Regions from separate parts of the Homo sapiens genome. Here region 1 is linked to region 2. Evidence: read pairs that join two places in POLR2A ChIA-PET (ENCODE). Cell type or tissue: B cell. All regions are shown on one strand. Each heading gives the region's core, and the rest is flanking DNA. Links, peaks and the distances in the headings are about the cores only. Region 1 has its middle 22 kb from the start of TOB2. Region 2 overlaps MGAT3 (beta-1,4-mannosyl-glycoprotein 4-beta-N-acetylglucosaminyltransferase).

The links. Peaks named below come from ENCODE experiments on the same cell type or tissue, not always from the same donor. Only the 100,000 strongest peaks of a DNase experiment are listed, where the experiment ranks them.
Region 1: POLR2A ChIA-PET joins it to region 2 with 6 read pairs; 1 of 35 experiments calls an interaction of 5 or more read pairs at or near these places.

Annotation. Positions count from the first base shown.
Region 1 is chr22:41,420,977-41,429,301 of GRCh38, forward strand. No RefSeq gene overlaps it. Among named protein-coding and RNA genes, the nearest start is that of TOB2, 22 kb to the right of the region's middle. In B cell, for the core only: no CTCF peak of the experiment used is centred there; DNase peaks (open chromatin) are centred at 1,965, 2,454 and 4,915; H3K4me3 peaks cover 769 bases; H3K27ac peaks cover 2,771 bases.
Region 2 is chr22:39,460,552-39,468,876 of GRCh38, forward strand. All of the region lies in intron 1 of MGAT3 (beta-1,4-mannosyl-glycoprotein 4-beta-N-acetylglucosaminyltransferase), which reads left to right. Among named protein-coding and RNA genes, the nearest start is that of MGAT3, 7.7 kb to the left of the region's middle. RefSeq lists enhancers at 1,912-1,981, 6,483-6,532, 6,543-6,592, 7,005-7,274. In B cell, for the core only: no CTCF peak of the experiment used is centred there; DNase peaks (open chromatin) are centred at 2,160 and 5,010; H3K4me3 peaks cover 857 bases; H3K27ac peaks cover 4,852 bases.

The DNA of each region.
Region 1 (8,325 bases), core at 3-8,002, 2.0 Mb after region 2:
GTGAGCCACCACGCCCGGCCTTAAATATTTTAAAATAAATAAAATTGGCTGGGCGCGGTGGCTCATGCTGTAATGCCAGCACTTTGGGAGACTAAGATGGGCGGATCAACTGAGGTCAGGAGTTAAAAGACTAGCCTGACCAACATGGTGAAACCCTGAAAATCTTCTAAAAATACAAAATTAGTTGGGTGTGGTGGCACATGTCTGTAATCCCAGGTGCTTGGGAGGTTAAGGCAGTAGAATTGCTTGAACTTGGGAGGCGGAGGTTGCAGTGAGCCGAGATCACACCATTGCACTCCAGCCTGGACAACAAGAGTGAAAGTCTCAAAAATAAAATAAATAAAATTATAATTTGATAAATTTTGTATACCCATGAAAGCATCACTACGATCAAGGTAATGACTATATCTCTCACCTCCAAGTTTCGTTATTCCCTGCCATTTTAAAAAAATTTTATTATTATTTTTTGAGACAGGGTCTCACTCTGTTGCCCAGGCTGAAGTGCAGTGGCTTGATCTCAGTTCACTGCAGCCTTTACCTCCCGGGTGCAAGTGATCCTTTCACCTCAGCCCCCAAGTAGCTGGGACTACAGGCACGTGCCACCACGCCCACCTAATTTTTATATTTTTTGTAGAAATGGTGTTTTACTGTCTTGCCCAGGCTGGTCTTGAACTCCTGAGCACTTTGGCTTCCTAAAGTGCTAGGATTACATATTCCCCTTTTTAAATTCCTCCTGCTTGACCCCGCCATCCTTGTGTCCCCAGGCAACCACTAATCTGCTTTCCTTCGCTACAGGTGAATTTGCATTTTCTATAAATGGAATCAGATAGTACCTACTTATTTTTCTTTTAAGGTGTGGCTTTCAGCCAGGCATGGTAGCTCACACCTGTGATCCCAACACTTTAGGAGGCTGAGGAGGGTGGATCACGAGGTCAGGAGATCAAGACCATCCTGGCTAACACGGTAAAACTCCGTCTCTACTAAAAAATACAAAAAATAAGCCGGGCATGGTGGCGGGCGCCTGTAGTCCCAGCTAATCAGGAGGCTGAGGCAGGAGAATGGCATGAACCCGGGAGGCAGAGCTTCCAGTGAGCCAAGATAGCGCCACTGCACTCCAGCCTGGATGACAGAGAGAGACTCCATCTCAAAAAAAAAAAAAATTTTTTTTTTGGGCCAGGCGCGGTGGCACACACCTGTAATCCCAGCACTTTGGGAGGATGAGGCAGGTGGATCACCTGAAGTCAGGAGTTCACAACCAGCCTGACTAACATGGTGAAACCCAGTCTCTACTAAATACAAAAAAATTAGCCAGGCATGGTGGCACATGCCTGTAATCTGAGCTACTTGGGAGGTTGAGGCAGGAGAATCACTTGTACCTGGGAGGCGGAGGTTGCAGTGAGCTGAGATTGAGCCATTGCACTCCAGCCTGGGCAACAAGAACAAGACACCGTCTCAAAAAAAAAATTTTTTTTTTGGCAGAGCATGGTAACACACACCTGTAATTCCAGCACTTTGGGAGGCCAAGGCAGGCAGTTCACCTGAGGTCAGGAGTTCGAGACCAGCCTGGCCAACATGTTGAAACCCCATCTGTACTAAAAATACAAAAATTAGCCATGCATGGTGTTGTGTGCCTGTAGTCACAGCTACTCAGGAAGCTGAGGCAGGAGAGTCACTTGAACCTGGGAGGTGGAGGTTGCAGTGAGTGAGCTGAGATTACGCCACTGCATTCCAGCCTGGGTAACAGAGTGAGACTCCGTCTTAAAAAACAAATTTTTTATTGGTGTGGCTTTTACTCAGCATTATTATTTTGAGATTCAGCCATGTTGTGTGTGTCAGTAGTTCATTTATTTTCATCACGAATAGTAGTCCATAGTATAAATGTGCCACCATTGGTTCAACCATTCACCCATTGAAGGACATTTGGGTGTTTCCAGTTTGGGGCCATAACAAATAACGCTGGTATGAACATTTGCATATAAGTATTTTATTTTTCTTTGAGACAGGGACTCACTCGATTCCCCAGGGTGGAGTGCAGCGGTACGATCATGGTTCACTGCACCCTCGATCTTCTGGGCTCAGGTGATCCTCCCCGCTCAGCCTCTGAAGTATCTGGGACTACAGGTAGGCACCATACCTGGCTTAATTTTTAAAAAGGTTTTTGTGGTTTAGCTGGGCTTGGTGGTGTGTGCCTGTAATCTCAGCTATTTGGGAGGCTGAGGCAAGAGAATCACTTGAACCTGGGCGACAGAGATTGCAGTAAGCCAAGATGGCACCATTGCACTCCAGCCTGGGCGACAGAGCAAAATTACATCTCAAAAAAAAAGAAAATTCTGTAGAGATAGGATCTTGCTATGTTGCCCAGGCTGGTCTCAAACTCCTGGACCCAAGTGATCCTCCCACCTTGGCCTGCCAAATACTTGGGATTATAGGCATGAGCCACTGCACCTCACAAAGACTTGCATGCACTTGGCCTTGCATGCAAGTCTTTATAAGGACATAACGTTTATTTCCTTCCCCCTTTTTTTTTTTTTTTGAGACGGAGTCTCGCTCTCATTGCTCAGGCTAGAGTGCAGTGGTGCTATCTCGGCTCACTGCAATCTCTGCCTCCTGGGTTCAAGTGATTCTCCTGCCTCAGCCTCCCAAGTAGCTGGGATTACAGGCGCCAGCCACCACGCCCGGCTAATTTTTGTATTTTTAGTAGAGATGGGATTTCACCATGTTGGCCAGGCTGGTCTTGAACTCCTGACCTCAGGTGATTGGCCCACCTTGGCCTCCCAAAGTGTTGAGATTATAGGCGTGAGCCACCTCACTAGGCCTTATTTCTTTTTCCTTTTTTTGTTTTTTGAGACGGAGTCTTGCATCTCGCTCTGTCGCTCAGGCGGTAATACAGTAGCAAGTTCTCTGCTCACTGCAACCTCCACCTCCTTGGTTCAAGCAATTCTCCTGCCTCAGCCTCCTGAGTGGCTGGGACTCCAGGCGTGTACTCCTACGTCCGGCTAATTTTTTTTTTTTTTTTGAGATGGAGTCTCACTCTGTCGCCAGGCTGGAGTGCAGTGGCACGATAGCGGCTCACTGTAACCTCCGCCACCGGGGTTCAAGTGATTCTCCTGCCTCAGCCTCCCGAGTAGCTGGGACTACAGGTGCGTACCATCACGCCCAGCTAATTTTTGTATTTTTAGTGGAGATAGGGTTTCACCGTGTTGGCCAGGATGGTCTCGATCTCTTGACCTCATGATCCACACACCTCAGCCTCCCAAAGTACTGGGATTACAGTCGTGAGACACTGTGCCCAGCCTATTTCCTTTTCTTGTGAGGAGATAGGAATAGAATGGCTGTATCACATGGTAAATGTATAACTTCTTTTTGAGCCCAGGTCTCACTCTGTCATTCAGGCTGGAGTTCAGTGGCCCACTGCAGCCTTAACATCCCAGTCTCAAGCAATCCTCTCACCTCAGCCTCCTGAGTAGCTGGGACCACAGGTGCCAGCCATAACACCTCACTAATTTTTTTTTTTTTTTTTTTGAGACAGAGTCTTGTTATGTTGCCTGGGCTGTAGTGCTATGGGGGAATCTCAGCTCACTTCAACCTCTGCCTCCCAGGCTCAAGCGATTCTCCTGCCTCAGCCTCCCAAGTAGCTGGGACTACAGGCACACACCACCATGCTTGGCTAATTTTTGTATTTTTAGTAGAGATGAAGTTTCACCATTTTGGCCAGGCTGGTCTCAAACTCCTGACCTAGTGATCTGCCTGCCTTGGCCTCCCAAAGTGCTGGGATTACAGGCATGAGCCACCACGCCCAGCCCACTAATTTTTTAAGTTTTTGTAGAGATGGGGTCTTGCCATGTTGCCCAGGCTGGTCTTGAACTCCTGGGCTTAAGTGATCCTCCCACCTCAGCCTCTCAAAGTGGTAGGATTACAGGTGTAAGCCACCACGCTTGACCATTTTTTGTAGAGACAAGGTCTTCTCACTGTGTTGCACAGGCTGGTCTTGAACTCCTTGGGCTCAAACAATCCTCCCACCTTGGCCTCCCAAAGTACGGGGATCACCGGCATGAGCCACCATGTCTGGCTGTATGTTTAACTTTTTAAGAAACTTCCCGGCCAGGCGCAGTCGCTCACGCCTGTAATCCGAGCACTTTGTGAGGCCGAGGCGGGCGGATCACAAGGTCAGGAGATCGAGACTTTCCTGGCTAAACGGTGAAACCCCATCTCTACTAAAAATATAAAAAATTAGCTGGGCGTGGTGGCGGGTGCCTGTAGTCCCAGCTATTCGGGACACTGAGGCAGGAGAATGGCGTGAACCCGGGAGGCGGAGCTTGCAGTGAGCCGAGATTGCGCCACTGCACTCCAACCTGGGCAACAGAGCAAGACTCCATCTCAAAAAGAAAACAAAAACAAAAAAAAAAGAAGAAACTTCCCTTCTGGCCGGGCGCGGTGGCTCACGCCTGTAACCCCAACATTTTGGGAGGCCGAGGCAGGTGGATCCCCTGAGGTCAGGAGTTCAAGACTAGCCTAGCCAACATGGCGAAACCCCGTCTCTACTAAAAATACAAAAAAATTAAGTGATGTGGTGGCAGGCGCCTGTAATCCCAGCTACCTGGGAGGCTGAGACAGGGAGAATTGCTTGAACCCGAGAGGCAGAGGTTGCAGTGAGCCGATATCGAGCTACTACACTCCAGCCTGGGCAACAGAGCGAGACTCTGTGAAGAAAAAAAAAAAAGAAGAAACTTCCCTTCCACATTATTTTCCAAAATGGTTGTACCATTTTACATTCTCATCAGCAGTATATAAAGTTACTAATTCCTGCACATCTTCACCAGCATTTGGTGTGTACAGTCTCTTTCATTTTAGCTGTTTTAATAGGTATGTTCATTGTGGTTTTAGGCGGGGTGCGGTGGCTCAAGCCTGTAATCTCAGCACTTTGCGAGGGGTTTTACGTTTCTGCCTTCTGGAAACCTCTGTGGTTTGTTGAAAGAGTCACTTACACTTGCTGTGCCCTTGGCTTCACCCTTCACTCCTGTGCCCCTTAGTCTCACTCCTCTTTCCCCTCTCCACAGACTCCCTAAGGCCCCCTCAAATCCAGGGGTAACAAATCCAGGTGTCATGTTACCCTGCAACTCACCCTGAAGCACTTGGCATAAGTGCTGTTCCCCTTCAAATTCTTCACCTACTAGGTTGTCAACCCTCTGAAAAGCCTTCCAGGGCCACGTGGGAGCCTCGTCTGGGTGCATATAGCTCCTCGGCCGCCTCCTGCTGTGGATCTGATGTGGTGTTGAAGTATGAGACCTGGGTTTGTCTTCTCCCAGCTCTTCCACCAGTAGAAGTCCCCTCCAAGGGCAAGGCCTGGGTCTGCTCCTGCAGTGGTCCTTGCTCTGGACCTGGCATAAAGGAGGGCTCCAGGAGGGTTTGCAGTTGAATATGTGAGAGAAAGCTCTCTGTCTCTTTTTTTTTTTTTTTTTTTGAGACGGAGTCTCACTCTGTCACCAGGCTAGAGTGCAATGGTGTGATCTCGGCTCACTGCAACCTCCACCTCCCGGGTTCAAGTGATTCTTCTGCCTCAGCCTCCCAAGTAGCTGAGACTACAGGGGCATGCCACCATACCCAGCTAATTTTTTGTATTTTTAGTAGAGACGAGGTTTCATCATGTTGGACAGGCTGGTCTTGAACTCCTGACCTCAGGTGATCCATGCACCTGAGCCTCCCAAAGTGCTGGGATTACAGGCATGAGCCACTGCACCCGGCCGAGAAAGCTCTCTTATTGTCTTTGCCCCTAGCTACAGATAAGGCAACCACGGGGCAAGAAACTTACTGCGTATTGAAGAGAAAATCCCAGCTTCCTATCCAGGCTTCAGGCAGGGCCCATGCTATGGCCTGGAGCCCCCTTTGACCTCATCTGCTCCACTTGCCTCTTGCTTGCTGCTGGTCTTTTCTTCCCTGAACCCACCGTCCTGTTCCTGCCTCTCGCCCTTGGAAGTGTCTGGTCCTGCTGCTCTTCTCCCTGTTAAGCATGTGACAAGGAATCGTATGCTTCAGGTCACAGGTTGAAAGCCCCCTTCTCGGGAAGACCTGCCTTGTCTTGTCCACCCAATATAAGTGTCTACTTGGTCACTAGCCACTGTCACTGGTCGTGATTATCTTACCATCTGCCATTTTCTCATTTATTTGTTTGTTTTCAGTTAATAGAACATTGCTTCAGGAGAGCAAGGAATTTGTCTGCAGTTGCCCCTTATTTCCTCATGCCTAGCACAGTGTCCAGTGTTTATGGGGGCCCCATATTGAATGTGGAATTTTGTTTTTTTTTTGAGACAGGGTTTCACTCTGTTGCCCAGGCTGGAGTGCAGTGGCATGACCACATCTCACTTCTTCCTTGACCTCTTGGGCTCAAGTGATCCTCCCACCTCAGCCTCCTGAGTAGCTGGGACTGCAGGCATATGCCACCATGGCTGGCTAATTTTTTTATTTTTTGTAGAGACATGGGAGTCTCACCATGTTCCCCAGGATGGTCTCGAACTCCTGGGCTCAAGCAATCTTTCTGCCTTTGCCTCTCAAAGTTCTAGGATTACAAGCATGAGCCATTGCCTCAGCTGAATATTGAATGTTTAATATAATGAATCAGGCCGGGCGCGGTGGCTCATGACTGTAATCTCAATACTTTGGGAGACTGAGGCAGGCGGATCATTTGTGGTCAGGAGTTCTAGACTGGCCTGGCCAATATGGTGAAAATCCTTCTCTACTGAAAATATAAAAATTAGCCGGACATGGTGGCATGCACCTATAATCCCAGCTACTCGGGAGGCGGAGGCAGGAGAATCGCTTGAACCTGGGAGGCAGAGGTTGCAGTGAGCCAAGATCACACCACTGCACTCTAGCCTGGGTGACAGAGCGAGACTCCATCTCATATAAAAATAAAAATAGTATAGTGAATCAGGCTGGGTGAGGTGGCTTATACCTGTAATCCCAGCACTTTAGGAGGCATGAGGATCACTTGAGCCCAGGAATTTGAGACGAGCCTGGGCAACATAGTAAGACCCTGACTCTACAAAAAATTAAAAGTAAAAAATTAACTGGGTGTCATGGCTTGAACCTGTAATCCTAGCTACTCGGGAGACTGAGGCAGGAGGATTGCTTGAGCCTGGGAGGTCACAACTGCAGTGAGCCATGATCATGTCACTGCACTCCAGCCTGAGTGACAGAGGAAGGAAGAACCTGTCTCAAAAAATAATAATAATAATAATAATATAGTGAATCAGGGCAGAGCTAGAAAAACAACCCAGGTGTCTGGGCCTCTGGGCCAAGACTCTTCTCCTGTCTGGACTTCCCAGCCCTGCCACAGCGCGGCAATAGTTTGACTAGGTTTTTGTGTCTTGGGTTGGGGGGGTCCCACCTGATGGCATATGGTTCTGCCCAGGGCTCAACCTATCATTATTTCCTCACATCTTTGGGAAAAGTGCCACCATACAGGGTCCTCCTAGGGCCCTCCACAGGGCTCAGGAGCCAGTGGGGCAAGAAGAGGTGCAGGCACAGGGACCATCTTGAATGGCCTAGCTGGACAGGGGCCTAGCCTGACTGTCCCCTGTTGTACAAATGGGACAGATGTCAAGAGGGGTTCAAAGTTACACAGTGAATTGGCAGCTTCAAGGACCTAGAACCTACTTCTCTCTGATAGTGAAATTCCCCAAATTAAAAATTCAGAGAATTGGCCGGGCGCGGTATCTCACACTTGTAATCCCAGCTCTTTGGGAGGCTGAGGTGGGCGGATCACCTGAGGTCAGGAGTTTGAGACCAGCCTGGCCAACATGGCGAAACTCTGTCTCTACTAAAAGTACAAAAATTGGCCAGGCATGGTGGCTCATGCTTGTAACCCCAGCACTTTGGGAGGCTGAGGCGGGTGAATCACGCCGTCAGGAGGTCGAGACCATCTTGGCTAACACAGTGAACCCCTGTCTCTACTAAAAACACAAAACATTAGTTGGGTGTGATGGCACGCACCTGTAATCCCAGCTACTCGGGAGGCTGAGGCAAGAGAATCACTTGAACTCGGGAGGCAGAGGTTGCAGTGAGCCAAGATCGCGCCACTGCACTCCAGCCCGGGCAACAGTGCAAGACTCCGTCTCAAAAAAAAAAAAAGTACAAAAATTAGCCTGGTGTGGTGGCACACACCTGTAATCCCAGCTACTTGAGAGGGTGAGGCAGGAGAATTGCTTGAGTCCAGGAGGCGGAGGCTGCAGTGAGCTGAGATCGTGCCACTGCACTCCAGCCTGGATGACAGAGCGAGACTCCATCAAAAAAAAAAAAAAAAAAAAAATCAGAACATGAGCTGGCTTA
Region 2 (8,325 bases), core at 269-8,268:
GTTTGGGAGGCCGAGGTGGGTGGATCACCTGAGGTCAGGAGTTCAAGACCAGCCTGGCCAACATGGTGAAACCCCATCTGTACTAAAAATACAAAAATTAGCTGGGCATGGTGGCAGGCACCTATAATTCCAGCTACTTGGGAGGCTGAGGCGAGAGAATCGCTTGAACCTGGAGGCAGAGGCTACAGTGAGTTGAGATTGCGCCACTGCACTCCAGCCTGGGCAACAGAGTGAGACTCCATCTCAAAAATAAATAGATAAATAAATAAAATGGGGGTGGGGTGCACTGTTACTATTTGAACAGCTTGGCATAGTTTCCAGTGGCCATTTACTGCTCCCTTCCAGAACGAGTCTCCCGATTCACCCCTGCCTCCTTGGAGACTACACCACCTGCCCTTCGAGATGTGTTGTTTACGTGTCCCTGATGTCTTCCTTTTCTGACTGAGTCCCCCTGCCCAGGGACCTGCCTTTCCAGATCCATTGCTCCAACCGGGGGCAATAGTAGGCTGGCAACTGGCTCTCTGGGAAACAAACCCCTGATGAGTTGGCCGATCGCTGTGCTGTAAATCCTCCCCATATGGCTGATTTTAAGCCACCCATGGCCTAACAAGAGTGTCATAATGGGAGCTGGTACGTGCCAGCTTTAGTCCCCAGGCATTCAGCGGGTGCTTAATAGATGATGGTTGAATGAGGAGGAAAGGATGCAGAGAGTGTTGGTCAGCTAGATTTGGGAGCTGCGGGCGATACTGTAGGTGAGAAGGGCTTTCAGGGGGAGGCATGGGAGGGCTGGAGGTGAGGGGCCACCCTGCACCAGCCCTGGGGTGAGGCTTGAGGGAACGGAGAGCTTCTGGTGTCCTCCCCGTCCTGAGACCCTTTGCACCCCTGACCCTGACGCACACTTGCACTAACCCCTCCTTCGAGGGGCTCCTCTCCACCTTGGCCTGGCCTTGGGGTTCTGCACAGAATGGGCCCCAAGCTTAAGCCAATGAGAGCTCAGAGATGTGGCCCAAGCAGGTCCCAAACCTCATGTTCCATTCCCTTGCTGTGCTGTTCCCTCGACTTGAATTCCTCTTCCATTCACTGTCCCCTGTAACTCTGTTGTCCATCAAAAGCTTCCTCATGACCCCCTTCCTCTGTGACACCAGCCCCACAACCCAAGTCAGACAGACCCATCTCCCCTTCTGCTCTTCCCCCGATGCTACAGCCCCTCCCATGTACACGTTCCTGCCTATAAAAATATCAATAGCCAGCATGTGTTGTGTTCCTATGGCAGCCAGTGACAGAGGTTCCAGGATAGTCCCCTCTACAGATGGGGAAATTGAGGTGCAGTCTCTTGTTCACACTGACCCACTCTTTTTTTTTTTTCTTTTGAGAAGAGTCTCACTCTGTCACCAGGCTGGAGTGCAGTGGCATGATCTCGGCTCACTGCAACCTCTGACTCCCTGGTTCAAGTGATTCTCCTCCCTCAGCCTCCCGAGCAGCTGGGAGTATAGGCACGTGCCACCATGCCCAGCTAATTTTTGTATTTTTAGTAGAGATGGGGTTTCACCATGTGGGCCAGATGTTCTCAAGCTCCTGACCTTGTGATCCGCCTGCCTCGGCCTCCCAAAGTGCTGGGATTACAGGCCTGAGCCACCACACCCAGCCTGCACTGACCCACTCTTTACATCTTAGCTGCAGCATCTCTGGCTCAGGGAAGCCCACATGCTTCCTGGTGTTCTTGCTGTCAGCTCCCAGAGTATCACGCCGGTGTCTTTGGCGTGTTTGTTACGTGTTCCTGATATACTTTCAGCGACACAGGTACTGAGGAGGCCCTCAGTTAAATGTGCAGATGGATGGATGAATGGATGAATGAATGAAAGAATGAATGAATGAGTGAATGAATAATTCTCAGCCCAGGTGAGCAGCCTTGCTGTCCTGCTTATTACTCCTTCTCCATCCCTGATGGAAGGGACTGACCCTCCAGAGGGCAGCCTCACACTACAGAGGGAGGGTACAGGGACCTGCTTGGGAGGGGCTATTGTCCCCACCGCCAGGAAGGGGACAGTGAGGCTTCGGGAAGGGGCGGAGCTGCCCATGGGCTGGAAGCAGGCCAGGAACCCCCTCTCACAGCAGGGAGCTGACAAGGGGACCCACGGCCTTGCCCATAAGTCAGGAAGTTAACCGACTTGTCACGTACTTCTCCTTGGGCTGCCTGAAGTGGAATTCCCCCTTTTGGCTCACTTATTTTCATCTTTTCTATAAAAATAAAATTGAAACAATGGAAATCATTCACACACCTAATTACCGTATTGTTTATGAACTTATTTGGCTCAAAACTTTGGTTCTTACCGAAGTGGGAATCCCTTGAGAGGGGTGGGTGAGGGCCAGGCCAGGGAGACAGACCTGTGCACGTGCCAGGACCTCAGAGCCTGCTCTCCGGCTGCCCTCTCTGGGCAGGCCAGGAACTTCCCAGAAGGAACAGCCCAGAGACAGGGTTCTAAGTGAGGGAGGCCGGCCCGAGTGGGTTCTGGGACTCTGGCTGGCAGGCCTGGTGGTGGATGGCTCCCATGGTTGTCCTCCCCACCTTGGCCTCCGGGTCATCATAATTTGCTGCTCTTTATCAAGCACTTCCTATGTGCTGGGCCCAGGGCCAACCAACCACTTTCTATGCATTCTCCCAGAGATGTCTCTAACTTGCTGAGAGGCAAGCACTATTATCATCCCTGTTTGGCACTTTGAGGGTACCCAGAGTTGGGGGTCCACAGCTGGGAAGTGGCAGGGCTGGGATTGTGTCCAGCCTATAGGACCCTCAGAGAGCAGCCTCCCTCGGTCACCCAGACCTGTTCCTTCTCTCCCGTGGGCTCCCAGCAGGGCCTGTTCCCTGAGGCTTGGAGCCCTGAGACAGCCATCACTTAGCCTCTTGGCCTCCAGGCTTCCCCTTCAAGGCCCTCCTTCTGCCACTGTCCTGGGCCCTGTCTCTGGAACGCCTGCTCAATGTCACCTGGGCGGCCTGCGTAAAGTACCTGTTTGCCAGACCCTAGCCAGCCCTGCTGAGTGAGCATCTCACAACGGGAGGGCTGGAAGCCCACAGTTTAAAAAATACTGACTTGGACTCCCAAAGTAATCCTAGTACTTTGGGAGGCTGAGGCAGGAGGATTCATTGAGTCCAGGAGTCCGAGACCAGCCTGGGCAACATAGTGGGACCCTGTCTCTACAAAAAATTAAAAAAAAAATTAGGCAGGTATGGTGGCAAACGCCTATAGCCTCATCTACTTGGAAGGTTGAGGGGGAAGATCACTTGAGCCCAGGAGGTCAAGGCTGCAGTGAGCTGAGATCGCACCACCACTCTCCAGCCTGAGCGACAGAGCAAGACCATATCTCAAAAATTAAAAAAAAATAAAAAATGCTGCCCTGAGGATACAGAGGCCTGTGCATTCCAAGAGCCAGTTCACAGCTCCCTGGCATCTGTAGTGGCTACTAGATTTCCCAATCCCCAACCCTTGTAACCCAGATCCTGTGACCGAGCCCCCGCCTGTGTTCGTAGCCTGGGCCCCACCAGCTCTTCATACACCGCGCTCACCCCTGCCCCACCGCCCCCGCCATGCTGTCATCCTAGCACTTGCTGCCTCTGCCTCTTCCTGGAAGCAAGTCCCAGGCAGGGCATGATGCCCAGAGCTTGCCTAATGCACTGGGCAAATCTCTCGTGGTGAGTCCTCATCTTGCTACCTGGGGCCTGGCACATGGTTGTGGCAAATTGTGGTGGGTGAGTGATGGTGGCTGCCACAGGAGAGGGGCACAGGGAGAGCTGCAGGTGACTGGGGATGGGTTGGGCCCCCGGGCTGGCACCGGGCATGCACTAGGGCCTGGCTCTGTGCCTGGCACGTAGAAGGCATTTGATGCATATTTCTTGTCTTTTTTTTTTTTGAGACGGAGTTTCACTGTGTCACCCAGGCTGGAGTGCAGTGGCGCGATCTCAGCTCACTGCAACCTCTGCCTCCTGGGTTCAAACGATTCTCCTGCCTCAGCCTTCCCAGGTAGCTGGGATTATAGACGCCCACCACCACACCCAGCTAATTTTTGTATTTTTAGTAGAGACGGGGTTTCATCATGTTGGCCAGGCTGGTCTCCAACTCCTGACCTCAAGTGATCCACCTGCCTCCGCCTCCCAAAGTGCTGAGATTACAGGTGTGAGCCTCTGAGCCTGGCCTGATACATATTTATTTTTTTTTCTTTTTGAGACAGAGTCTTGCTCTGTTGCCCAGGCTGGAGTGCAGTGGCATGATCTCGGCTCACTGTAAGCTCTGCCTCCCAGGTTCACGCCATTCTCCTACCTCAGCCTCCCAAGTAGCTGGGACTACAGGCGCCTGCCACCACACCTGGCTAATTTTTTTTTTCGTATTTTTAGTAGAGACGGGGTTTCACCATGTTAGCCAGCATGGTCTCGATCTCCTGACCTCGTGATCTGCCTGCCTCGGCCTCCCAAAGTGCTGGGATTACAGCCATGAGCCACCACGCCCGGCCTCTGTCAGGCTTTATCTTTCTCCACTCCAGGACCAGAGCTCAGTCCTGAGCCCGGAGCACTTTGCTCTCCCCAGCTCCTGCTCATCTACGCTGGCCTCTGACCTGGTTCCTGCTGAGAAATGCTCTGAACTGGGGGCAGGGGAAGAGGGAGGGGTGCAGTCCCACACGGGCCTGGTGTCTCCTCCTTCACACCACACAGGGGATCCTCAGCTCTCTGAGGCACTCTGGGTAAGTTTCCCAGGGCCCCAGACGTTAAGGTTCCCTCTGCAAAAATGGGTGGGTTCAGCTGGCCACGTGGCCTCTCTGGGCTGATACCCTGGGCTCAGCTACACCCCTTGGAAGGTTTTCCCTTGGGATATGGGCACAAGTGAAAAACAGAGCCATACCCTCCAACTCACTGTGGGCATTCAGTGAAACCATGTGTGTAAGACGCTTTGTTAATTGTAGAACGCTGCACAAACTCATCAGGTCCCTCACCCGTCAGGCAGGCTCTACTGCAGACACTAGACACGATCGAACCACTTCCCCTGCTTAGCACTCAATTTCCATATAGTGAAATGAGGTTTATTTTGGCACCGTGGCCCATGGTTCCTGAGATATGAAAATGAAATCATGCAAAAAAACTCCAGCACTTTGGGAGGCCGAGGGGGGTGGATCACCAGAGGTCAGGTGTTCAAGACCAGCCTGGTTAACATGGTGAAGCCCCGTCTCTACTAAAAATACAAAAATTAGCCGGGCATGGTGGCGGGTGCCTGTAATCTCAGCTACTCGGGAGGCTGAGGCAGGAGAGTCACTTGAACCTGGGCGGCAGAAGTTGCAGTGAGCTGAGATTGTGCCACTGCACTCCAACCTGGGTGACAGAGTGAGACTCCGTCTTAAAAAAAAAAAAAAAAAGAAAAGAAAAAAGCCTGATAGAGCAAAATGCGCACTGCCCGAAGGTGACAGAAACCCATGTTGATGTTGGTTCCAGCAAAAGGTGCATGGGGAAGAGAAAGGCCTGCGAGGAAGGCCCAGTCAGAAGCCAGCCAGGCCCAGGGGTGGCAGGATGGTGGGGACACTGCCCTGCTTCTTTCTCTGTGCTTTCCTGATGTTCTAGAATGGATGAGAAACCTTTAAACCAGAAAAATGCAGTTGTATTCTAACAGCGGGAAGAAAAGGAGCCCCGGAGACAGCCGGCTCCTGCTTGGTCTGATTCTGGGGCCACCGCTTGCGGGCAGTGACCGGCTGTGGGGTCTCACCGTGGGGCTTGCCTAGCACCAGGCACTTCTACCAGAGCAAGTGGATCTGCGGCAGGAGGCCTGTGTTGCTCTAATTCCTGGAAATTGGGTCATGGGAGCCCAGGCCTGGAGCTCCTGGAATGCAGTGCTCTGAGAATTTTGTCCAAACACCTCTGACCTCCTTCCTCCGGGGCTGGTCCAGCCTCTTTCTTCCCCCGCGTCCCCCATGCTCCAGCCTCTTGGGCAATTGTCATACTCCGTATGTGAGCCTCACCTTCCTACTTCCCGGCCTTTGCTGATACTGGTCCCCTGCCCTCCTGAAGAGCCTGCCCCTTCCAGCCCAGCTGCTGCCAGAGCCCCCTCTCCTTAGGAAGCCCCTCCTGCCCCTCCCAGACAGAGGTGCCCGCAGGGCAGGAGCCAGGGCTGCTTGTTTCACCTCCATGCTGAAGCCCAGCGGGCGTGGTCATCCCTGTTGGCTGATGTTGTTACTGACCCCGGCCTCTAAGTGCTTTTCCCACTATCCTCCTACACACGGGTCAAGTTCTGCCTAGTGGTAGCGTTATTTGTCATTGCATCTGAGCCTTGATCCTGGGTGGGGTCAGTTTCTGTTTCTCTCCCAGCTTCTGACTCTGTACCCAGTACACTTTGTGCCCGGTACAGAGCACTCATCTGTCCATCCGTTCTTTCAGCAATTACTCCCTAAGTGCCTATTGTGCGCCGGTGACTGAGCTAGGTGGCAGGGGCACAGCTCTGCTGACATCAGGGTGGGCGGCTTGCAGTTTGCTTGCATGTGTTTTGTGCATGCTACATGTGTATGCACACAGCATGAACATCTCCATCACATATAAACTAGCGTCTCTTAGGCTGCGCAGTCCTCTAGGCACCTTGTGCATTCCTGGTTAATTCAGCGAGTGTTGACAGAGTGCCCACCAAGCAGGTGCCAGGCCCTGACATGAAGTCTTTGCCCTTGTGAAGCACCTGTCTTGTGGAGCCATTGCAGTGAGAGCTGGTGCAGAGGGTGAAGGGCAGGGGGTTGGGGCAGCATCCTGGAGAGATGGGAAAGGGGTGGGGAAGGGAATTTCTGCCTGGCTGGGGTGTGCTTTGGGATCCCCTCTGCGGCCCTGGGGGCATCCCAGGCCTAGGAAAGCTGGACTGGGCCTTCTCGCTTTGGGAGTGCAGGCAGCCCCATCTCTTTGGTTCCGCTGCTCTCAAGAGCCCCAAAGAGTGATGAGGCTAAGAAGGTAGGAGTGGGCAGGAGCCCTGCTGCTGGGCACCGCGAAGAGAATACGAAGTACAGTGTCCCAAAGAGGAGACACATGGACACGACACGGGACCTGTGATGGAGAGCTAGCTTGCTTGCTTCCTTCTTTTTTCTTTTCTTTTCTTTTCGTTTCGTTTCGTTTTGTTTCATTTCGTTTCTTTTCTTTCAGACAGAGTCTGGATCTGTTTCGTTTTGTTTCGTTTCGTTTCGTTTCTTTCAGATGGAGTCTGGATCTGTCGCCCAGGCTAGAGTGCAATGGCAATCTCGGCTCAGTCTCAAAAAAAAAAAAAAAAAAAAGAGGTAGAACCTTCAGATGCAGACAGAGAACCTAGAATCTGAAACTTAGAGGAGGAAACCTGGAGCAGCAAAGCTAGAATGTGGGTCTTCCAGAACATGGAGCTCGGAGGCCGCCACCCTCACCTTGATGAGCAGCAGTGGGCACATTGGCAGCTCTGCTGAGCTGGGCTGGGATGAGGACCCCCTCATAGCCTCCTAGGTTCCTGACCCTGGGCACATCCCCTCTCCAAGCAGAGGTGGACAGAGAGTAATTGGGAGAGGAAAAGAGACAGGGTGCCTTGTTCCAGCTGAGGGCGGGCTCCCTGGGTGCCCAGAGCCCCAGCCAGCTGTGTGCTTGCTCTGTCAGGACCACCCCCAGCAGGAAGCTAACTGATGCTCAGGTTCCCAGATCCCAGGGGCAACGCTGCCACCCTCCTGCCCAGGAGCTGCAGGCTGCAGGCAGGTGTGGCCTTGTCACCTCCCCAGGTCCCCACGGTGGCAGAGCCACATTCAAGCCCATTCCCTCACTCAGCAGCGCACCTGCAGCACCAGGGCATGAGGCAGTGAACACACAGCCGTGAGCTGTGGTTCAGACGCTGGCAGGGAGGATCCTAACTACTGAGCCGCTCTTCCTTTCCCACCGTCTTCCCATAGCTCCTCCTGGCCATGAAGGCTCCAGTCATTTCCTGTATCTCCCCTCTGCCACCGCTATCCCATTGGAAGGGGCCCTTAGGATTCACGTAGCTAAGCTGCCTCATTGGGGTGTGACAAGCCCAAGTTGGCAAAGCAGGCAGGACTAGGACCATGGGCCACTTGTGTGAGCCCCAGACAGGCCTGAGAGCCCTGCAGCATTGACTGGAAGGTGCGGGTGTGTGGATTTGGCGTGGTCATTTATTCATTCAACAAACTCAGGGTGAGCACCTTTTTTGTGTGGGGCTCAGTGCTTGAGGCTGGGGACCCAGGGGCATCAGACAGCACAGCCCTTGTGTGGGACAAGGGGTTCTGGGGAGTAGGCTGGGGTCAGGGAGGCCTGGAGAAGTGCAGCTCAGCCGAATCCTCCAGGAACAG